Regions from separate parts of the Homo sapiens genome. Here region 2 is linked to region 1. A link is a contact called in ENCODE Hi-C or POLR2A ChIA-PET data. All regions are on one chromosome and are shown on one strand. Each heading gives the region's core, a stretch centred on a gene start or an enhancer-like site at or near the end of the contact. The rest is flanking DNA. Distances are from core to core; before and after follow the strand shown.

Region 1 (4,811 bases), core at 245-2,744:
ATTGCACTCCAGCCTGGGCAACAAGAGTGAAACTCCATCTCAAAAAAAAAAAAAAAAAGAAAGAAAGAAAAAGAGAATCCTTACCTTTTAGAGATAAATACTGTTTACGTTCAAGATGATATGATCACTGGAATTTAACATCATACAGTGAGGGCCAGGTATGATAGCTCACACCTGTCAGCCCAGTGCTTTGGGAGGCTGAGGTGGGAGGATCACTTGAAGCCAGGAGTTTGGGACCAGCCTGAGTAATGTAGTGAGATGCTGTTTCTAAAAAAAAAAAAAAAAAAAGCCAGGTGAGGTAGCGAGTGCCTATAGTTCCAGCTATTCCAGAGGTTGAAGCAGGAAGATAGGAAGATAGCTTGAGTCCAGGAGCTCGAGGCTGCAGTGAGCTATTATTATCTTGCCACTGCACTCTAGCCTGGGTGGCAGAGTGAGACAACCCCCTTCTTTTTTTTTTTTTTTTTTTTTTTTGAGACAGAGTCTTGCTCTATCACCCAGGCTGGAATGCAATGATGCAATCTTGGCTTACTGCAACTTCTACCTCCCAGGCTCAAGGGATCCTCCTGCCTCAGCCTCCCAAGTAGCTGGACTATAGACATGTATTACCATGCCCAGCTAATTTTTTTATTTTTTGTAGAGATGGTGTTTCACTATGTTGCTCAGGATGGCCTCAAACTCCTGGGCTCAAGCGATCCTCCTGCCTTAGCCTACCAAAGTGCTGGGATTACAGACATGAGCCACTGCACCCAGCCTGAGACACTTCTCTAAAAAAATACATAAATAAATAAAAGTTAAAATAATAAAAAATTTTAAAAGTTGTTTAAATAGGGCCGGGCGCGGTGGCTCATGCCTGTAATCCCAGCACTTTGGGAGGCCGAGACGGGTGGATCACAAGGTCAGGAGATCGAGACCATCCTGGCTAACACAGTGAAACCCCGTCTCTACTAAAAATACAAAAAAATAGCCGGGCGTGGTGGCGGGCGCCTGTAGTCCCAGCTACTCGGGAGGCTGAGGCAGGAGAATGGTGTGAATCCGGGAGGCAGAGCTTGCAGTGAGCTGAGATGGTGCCACTGCACTACAGCCTGGGTGACAGAATGAGACTCCGTCTCAAAAAAAAAAAAAAGTTGTTTAAATACATAAAATAATCAAAAGTGAGTATAGATGAAATAAGAGTGGCCATAAGTTCATAATTACTGAAGCTGGAGGAAGGTACTTGGGGGTTCATTACACCATTCTCTCTCCTGTTTCTGTTTGACTGTTTCCATAATACAATGTTAAGAAAGGATTAAACGTGTCACCCCCTCCTAGAAGCCCTCTCACATTCCTCAGTCTGAATTAGATCCCCCTTTCCGGGGCTTGCCAATACACCTGATGTGCTGACCGGCAATTCTGTTGTTTGCCCCTCCCTCTTGGGGGCAGGGGCTGCACTGGCAGGAGAGGTGTGGCTTCCACTTAAGGGTCCGGTATGCCTGCCTCCTCGGGCCAGCCCAGATCATACCCTGCTGGGCAAAGGAGGAAGAGCCAGAGGATCCAGACGCCTTGGAGGACTTGGAACACCTGTAACAGGACAAGGAGTTCTGCTCAGGCACGTGGCCACAGAAAACTACTTAGGAAGCCTGTGGTGAGAACAACAACAGTGCCTGAGAATCCCACGGCTCTGGGGAAGTGAGCCCCGAGGATGAGGCTGCTCGCCTGGCTGATTTTCCTGGCTAACTGGGGAGGTGCCAGGGCTGAACCAGGTACAGCACTGGGAATGTCTGCTATGCCTTTGTTTTGTACTGTGAACTCTGGGGCTGCGGGAAGCTGCTCGCAGCCAGCTTGAAGGTGCTTCTAAAGATAGCAAGGCAGGAGCTAGGCAGGGAGGCAGGTGGGGAGAGCTAGTGGGCCTTAGCAAGTGCTGTTTGAGGCTGAAGATTTTAAGTGGAGGCGCCAGCTGGCCAGGGAGGGACACCGACATTGCGAAGAGGTCTGGGTACGTGAGAGCTAGCTAATTAGTAGAGGTAGGAGGTGGCAGGAAAGATTCGTGGACTCATTCAACAAATGAGGTCCTTTCCTGTACCATACGTTATTCTAGGAGCCAGGGATATATCAGAGAAGAAAAGAAAGTCCCCGTCTCAATGAAGAATTCCTTCATCTGGGGAGAAAAAAACAAACCACACGAACAAGTAAAGTACGCAGCATTGGAGGAGATGATAAGTGTTATGGGGAAAATAAAGTAGAACAGGGAAGGCGGGTTGTGGGGAGGGGGTACTTACAAGACGTCCAGAGAAGAGCTGTCAAATCAGGTGACACTCAAGTGGAGCCTTGAGGCAGTGAGTGGGGGAGCCACATGGGTGTCCAGAACATTACAGGAAGAGAGGACAGTGCACGGGGTCTGAGGTGGACACACAGGAGATGTGCATGAGGAACAGCAAGGAAGCCCGCGTGGCTGAAGCAGGGTGGGCAGGACAAGTGGGGGTGAGGTTGGCAGATGGTGGGGTGGGGCAGGTGCCAAATCATGGATAGCCTCGAAGACTCTCTTGAGGACTCAGACATTTTTCTTTCCACGTGCCTGTAGATAGGAAGGACGCAGGCTTTTGCTCAGGGTGAAATGGGATGTCATTGGAGGGTTCTAGGCACAGGTGTAATCTATTCTGACTTCTGTATGTTTAAAAGGACCCTTGAGGCCAGACGCAGTGGCTAACATCTGTAATCCCAGCACTTTGGGAGGCTGAGGAGGGTGGATTGCTTGAGTCCAGGAGTTTGAGACCAGCCTGGGCAACATAGCAAAACCCTGACTCTACTAAAAATACCAAAAATTAGCTGGGTGTGGTAGTGGGTGCCTGTAGTGCCAGCTACTTGGGAGACTCAGCTGGGAGAATTACCTGAGCCTGGGAGGTTGAGGCTGCAGTGAGCTGTGATTGTGCCACTGCACCCCAGCCTGGGTGACGGGAATGAGACCATCTCAAAAAAAAAAAAGAAAATGAAAGAAAAAAATTCTCTTTATAGCCCCTCTGAAGTAGGTGCTAATATCATTATACCCATTTTGCAGATGAGGCAAATGAGTCTCAGAGGGGACATTGCACTTGCTGAAGATCTCCCAGCTGGGAAATGGCAGGACAAAGCCTGTGCCTGGCTGTACTATGCTTCATGTCCTCTTGGGATGGTGGGGTTTAGAGGTACTATTTTTTTCTCTTTTCTCCAAACTTGCTGGAATGTATTCCTTTTAAAGTAAATTTAAAAGGAATTCCGGGCCGGATGCGGTGGCTCACGCCTGTAATCCCAGCACTTTGGGAGGCCGAGGCGGGCGGATCACGAGGTCAGGAGATTGAGACAATCCTGGCTAATACGGTGAAACTAAAAATACTCTACTAAAAGTACAAAAAATTAGCCAGGCGTGGTGATGAGCACCTGTCGTCCCAGCTACTTGGGAGGCTGAAGCAGGAGAATGGGGTAAACCCGGGAGGTGGAGCTTGCAGTGAGCCGAGATTGCACCACTGCACTCCAGCCTGGGCGACAGAGTGAGGCTCCGTCTCAAAAAACAAACAAACAAACAAACAACAACAAAAAAAGGAATTCCGCAGCACCTGTAAGGTTTTTCCAACTCCAGGTGTCTTCCTGAAGCACAGGTGGATTCTGAGACAGGGGATCAGACAGCATCATCCCTGCTTTGCATTAAACTGTGGGATTTCTGCCTCCACTTTCCTTAGCCAGGAGCTTGGGTGGATGCCAACTTGCTGGCTCCTTCTCCTCCTACACATGTCCTGTGTAACATTTCGCTCCTTCCTCAGCTTCTAACTGCAGAGAAGCAGACAGGTTCTTCCCCTGTGGGTTAGCTTGGTAGGAAAACACTCCCTGGAAGGCCAGCCCAGGGCTGAGGGAGCAGGACCAGGGCAGGAATGGTAACACCTACCTCTGGAGCTATTGTGAACAGAGGGTATTCACTGTAGGTGGTCCGTAAATGTAGGTTTTAACAAATGAACTCCATGGGTTTTGGAGGGCCTCCATTTACAAAGGATGAATTACAATTGTGTTTTGGGGCTAATGCTAGCCTTAATAGCAAAGGACTGAAATAGAGACTGAGACCATTGTGTGGTGTGGGTTATAGGCAATAACAGACAAAAGCCACTGAATCACAGGAGTCAGACTAGGAGGGCCTTCAGGGAACCTCTGTTCAGTACTTTCATCTTATACTTGAGGAAACGGAGGCTGAGGGGCAGTGTGGCCCAGGGAATGAGTCCTAAGGCTGCCTTGCTCACCCCACAGCCAGGTGCTCTGTATAAGAGAACTCTTTTACCTGCACAACTGAGGCAGGAGGTGGGACTGGACTCCAGAGGCAGGGCTTTGACACCAGACCAGATTGAGGACTAGCTAAAATACGGCCTGGGCAAAAGCAGTTTTCAAACACACCCAGCAGTGTGGCATGTCAATTTACCTTTGCAATGGCAACACCCAGGAGTTACTGCCCCTTCTATGGCAGTAACCCAATGATTTAAAAGTTACTACCCCTTCCCTAGAAATTTCTGCATAAATGCCCCTTAATCTCCAGGCAATTAAAAGTGGGTATAAATGTGACTGCAAAACTGCCCTGAGCTGCTACTCTCTGCCTCTGGGGTAGCCCTGCTCTGCAGGAGCAGTCATGGAGCTGTACATCACCTGTTCACCAAAGCTGTTTGCTTCAACCTCAAGCTTGCCCTTGAATTTTTTCCTGGGCAAAGCCAAGAACCCTCATGGGCTAAGCTCCACTTTGGGGCTCACCTGCTCTGCATCACAAGCATCCCTCTGCTGGGTGCATTCTAATCCTCATTTTATAGATGAGGAAACTAAGGCTC
Region 2 (4,667 bases), core at 1,507-4,006, 45 kb after region 1:
AATGGATGTATTCTGTTGTAGATGATTAAAGACATTAGCTCAGAGTTACCAACTCTGCTGATGAGTTGTTCTCTCCCCCATACCCTTCTTCAGACCAGGAAACATTGATGCCTACACCCACTAGTGTCTTTCCCAAAGAGGGCAACAAGAAGCACTTTAGAATCAAAGCTTCATAACATATGTGAAAAAATAAGGATCCCTGAATTGCTACATAAAGTGACAAATGAAAACATGAGATAATAATGCCAACTGATTACCAATCTCATAGTTTATTATAGTTGCTAAGGTTTCCACTTAACTGGATGAAGAGTATCAGGGCAGTTGGTTCTAGCTGGCAACCCAATGCCTCCATGTCTAAGAAATAGAGTTGCTGGAAGAAAATAAATTGGGATAGGGAGGGAAAGAACTTCTACAGATCCATTTAGCAGATGAGGATACTCAAAGAGGATAATTGTTCAAATTCACATAGCTGAGACACAGATGGGATTTTAAGTTCTATAGCCAAGACTCTTTCATCTATTGTTTCCTATATTAAGAAGGGGTGACCTGGGCCAGGCGTGGTGGCTCAAACCTGTAATCCCAGCACTTTGGGAGGCCGAGGCAGGCGGATCACAAGGTCAGGAGTTCGAGACCAGCCTGGCCAATACGGGAAACCCCGTCTCTACTAAAAATACAAAAATTAGTTGGGCATGGTGGCGGGTGCCTGTAGTCCCAGCCACTTGGGAGGCTGAGGAAGGAAAATTGCTTGAACCCAGGAGGCGGAGGTTGCAGTGAGCCAAGACTGTGCCACTGCATTCCAGCCTGGGAGATAGAGTGAGACTCTATCTCAAAAACAGAAAAAAAAAGAAAAAAGAAAAAAAGAAGGGGTGACCTGAAGTTGGGACCTGTATAGTGGTGGGGTTAACATCAGAACAATCTTTCCAGGGCTCAAAGGCAGGAAAGACTTTCTCTACAGAAACAGCTATTGGTTGTACTGTCTGAGAACTTGAAGCATGGAAAAGAAAGAATGATTAGCCTTTTTGCAGTCAAGTCTGATGCTTGAGAAGGCACTGTCTTTGAAGATGGAAGATGGGGCACATCTCAGGTTTAATGATGGGATCCCTGTAGAAGGGCTTAAAGATTTTAAGATTCTTGAGTGACAGGGAGGAAGAGGAAGGGATGGATCTAAAAACTTAAGAGGAAAAACTCCATCTGGAGAAAAAAAAGACCCTCTTTTTCTTTAAAGAAAAATGGGAGAGGAAGAAAGAGAAAATATTATAAATGCATAATAGATTGCTAAGATTTTGTAGTTTTTCCCATTTTTCTCATTACTCGATGTACAACCACATAGACTATTTTTCTTTACCATGGTTACCTGTTTGGCTGCAATTTCTTCATCTCGTCCATCTCCAATCACTACATATGTGACTTTCTTTCCAAACCTTGACACAATTCTCTCAAAGCAGCTCTCCTTACCTGATGAGAAAAAGAAATTTCCTGTTAGAATACTCTTCTCTTCTTTTCAAAACCAAAGAAGAGGGCTGCTGCTAGGTTCACCTGCCTGTGCTTAGGTGGACTAAGTGACAGCCCATGTAGTTTGCTTGCTGGGGAGTAGGGATGGGAGCTAGAGATCCAGTAGACCCTCTGCCCAAAGAATGTGAAGTTGTGCCATTAAAATAACTTGGCCGGGCATGGTGGCTCAAGCCTGTAATCCCAGCACTTTGGGAGACCGAGGCGGGCGAATCACCTGAGGTCGGGAATTTGAGACCAGCCTGACCAACATGGAGAAACCCCGTCTCTACTAAAAAACAAAATTAGCTGGGCATGGCGGCGCGTGCCTGTAATCCCAGCTACTGGGGAGGCTGAGGCAGGAGAATCGCTTGAACCCGGGAGGCGGAGGTTGCAGTGAGCCGAGATCATGCCATCGCACTCCAGCCTGGGCAACAAGAGCGAACTCTGTCTCAAAACAAACAAACAAACAACCCAAAAACTTATTTTAACCTTCACGTTGAGGGTGAAGTCCCTAAGATCTTAGTGTGAGGGAATTTCTATAAATGGGAAAGATTAATAGGTTTAGTGACTTGCCCCTAGATCACAAACAAGCAAGTAGCTAGAACTTGGGGCCCCTGACTCCAAATCTAGGCTCTGGTCATTGTGTCATAATGAATGAATGATTTTTGGGGTGAAATGTTTTAGGGTAGAAAAGAGAAGTGAAAACACAAGGCCCTGATTTCTTGTTAGAAACAATAACAAACAAAAAGCCATTTCCCTCCAATTCTTCATTTCCCAGAAACAGTCCTGGGTATAGGCCTTACGTCTTTCAGTGAGAGAACAGCCCCAGAATAGAACTGAGAACAGTGACCAATAAATATGGCATCAACATTTGTCATATCTGGAACCTCCTTACTTACTATACCTTGTAGTTGTAACCAAGATACTGCATCACTGAAATTGACCTTGGGAAATGGGTGATTTAAATCCATTTCTCAGAACTGCAGACAGTTTTGAGAAACATGGCAGTGTATCAAAACTCAAATCCCATCTGCAACCAACACCTAAAACATACACAGATCATACTGCTGTGGGAAAGATACTTTATTTGTATAAATAAAAAGAAGTTATATCCCTTGCTCTTTTTATCTCCCTGCTTCTGCCACCTTCTTCAGTTAAACAAGGTCCTAACTTTGGCTTTCTTCTTCATCCTGCTCTATTAACCTTCTTGTTCTTTCCCCTTGCCCAACAGAGTGACTTAGCACCAGGGTTCCTGTGTAAATAAGATAAAGCTGCCTCTTCCTCAAGACATTTGACTGCCATCTGCTGGAAAATCACTGTAATATATAAATATACAAATCTAAGATAACTGTAACATAATTGGCCAGAACTTATACTTCCATACGCAGAAGTCCTACTTGGCACAGAAGTTGTGCAGATATGTAACTGCAAATCTTTGACATCCTTAACCCAGTGGCACTTCAAAACAGACGGACTAGTCAACTGGACCAGACACTAGATCACTCTGGGCTCAGCTGGCCACTTACAATACAAGGCTTGGCTTAGGTGCACTTGGGTCTCTTTTAGTGCTAATATTTTACAATAGAATTGTCATGCCTTACATTCATATGAGGGATTCAATCAATGTTTGCTGAGTAAATTCATATTAATCTCACAAATGATTCAGTGGAGGACTGTAGTCCAGGTCTTATGCCTCAATTCAGTTCAAACATTAAACCATTCAACTAATAATAAATTCTTATTATGTTCATGGTGTTGAAGAGTTCTTTAATTCCATTTCACCCATTACAGCTTTACAAACTAAGCCAACCTCCACCAGATGCACAGTCTACTATGATCTGTCTGTAGCAAAAAACTTTTTTAAGTGAGTCAGTTTGACTTTCTTGTAAGACTCAACAAAGGCAGTAACTCATATTTTGAGGATAAGAACACAGACATTTTCACTGTCCTGGCATGCAATGATCAAGGATGAAATATACTCTGTAATGTCTCCTTTAAAAGGATTAAGAGGCCAAGAGAGTTATTAACAGCTCAAAGTAAAGAAGCAGCTCCATGAAAACAGGACTCACTCCAATACAGTTGGTAAAATACTTCCATTTCTGGATATGAGCTTTCCTGTTCAGGAGGATGAGGCCAATGATTAATCAGTTTACCATATGTCAAGCAATTGAAGCTGGTGAACTGTAAGATCAGCCAAATCTTTGGAGAATATTAGTCCCTGGGTTTTCTCTATTAAAATATTTCTAGCCAGGAGCGGTGGCTCAAGTCTGCAATCCCAGCACTTTGGGAGGCCTAAGGCAGGAGGATTACTTGAGCACAAGAGTTTGAGATTAGCTTGGGCAACACAGTGGGACCTTTTCCCTACAAAAAATTAAAAAATTAGCTGGGTATGGTGGTGGAACACGCCTGAAGTCCTGGCTACTCAGGAGGCTGATGTGGGTGGATCGCTTGAGCGTGGGAAGGTTAAGGTTGCAATGGGCTATAATCGTGCCACTGCACTCCAGCCTAGGTACCAGAGTGAGACCCTGTCTCAAGAAAACCCCCCAAAACAAAAAAAACTTCTGACATTTTCAGAAATTATTTTGAGAATTCTCTTTAATGTCCCCAAATCACAGAATGGCCATTAAGAGAACCATATTTTGCTATCATTTCAGAGGAAGTGAAAAAGTATTTCTTCTCCTTGCTCCCATTTCACAGTTCTGTGAAGAAAAGCCTCAAGCCTCCTACTGTGGTTACCATAGCACCAGATCCCACTGCAGCTTTGCAAATTAGCTCTGGATGAACTGAGACTGAGGAAAAATACCAAATAAGCACACTTACTGACAGAGGGAATGAGATCATTTCCATTAGCCTGATGAGCCTGCGGGTGCCAGGTCTCAGTATAATAAGCACTACAGAAAATCTGTCTTTCAGATGTGGGAGGCTCAGTGAGTGCTCTGGGTTCCTATGATATACATAAAGCAACCGGCAGCAGGAACAATATCTGAAGGGAGCGCTTTCATATATGTTCCCTTCCACCCAATCCCTTGTAAATGAAATAATTCAACCATACAAAAAAGCATGGAGAATTACCAGCCTTGACAACAAAGTGAGACCCCATTTCTACAAAAAATAGGAAAAGTTAGGCATGGCGGTGTGCATCTATAATCCCAAGCTACTCGAAAAGCTGAGGTGGG

What was found. Hi-C counts contacts between places; a loop is a spot of excess contacts on that map. ChIA-PET counts read pairs that join two places held with the same protein, here RNA polymerase II (POLR2A). Pooled maps may share reads with other maps.
Region 2: a loop to region 1 is called in a map of PC-3, with 4 times the contacts of the local background. The contact joins the enhancer-like site here to the promoter of SMPDL3B in region 1. A Hi-C loop is called at or near these places in 26 of 168 maps with a recorded cell type or tissue (B cell, CD14-positive monocyte, CD4-positive, alpha-beta T cell and 15 more), 7 of 37 single-sample maps with no recorded cell type and 26 of 50 pooled maps. POLR2A ChIA-PET finds 5 or more read pairs at or near these places in 22 of 52 experiments (AG04450, BJ, CD4-positive, alpha-beta T cell and 16 more).

The regions. Positions count from the first base shown.
Region 1 is chr1:27,933,506-27,938,316 of GRCh38, forward strand. SMPDL3B (sphingomyelin phosphodiesterase acid like 3B) reads left to right here and starts at 1,495. Exons shown (of 8, transcript NM_014474.4): 1 at 1,495-1,739. The coding sequence starts at 1,679. RefSeq lists an enhancer at 1,129-2,030 and a silencer at 1,357-1,622.
Region 2 is chr1:27,977,020-27,981,686 of GRCh38, forward strand. It overlaps EYA3 (EYA transcriptional coactivator and phosphatase 3), which reads right to left. Exons shown (of 18, transcript NM_001990.4): 17 at 1,355-1,455. Among named protein-coding and RNA genes, the nearest start is that of XKR8, 19 kb to the left of the region's middle. Within about 2 kb of position 2,757, at least 2 of the 41 ENCODE cell types and tissues checked have a DNase peak (open chromatin) inside an H3K27ac peak, as active enhancers do; they include CD14-positive monocyte and GM12878, where a contact is called at or near this core.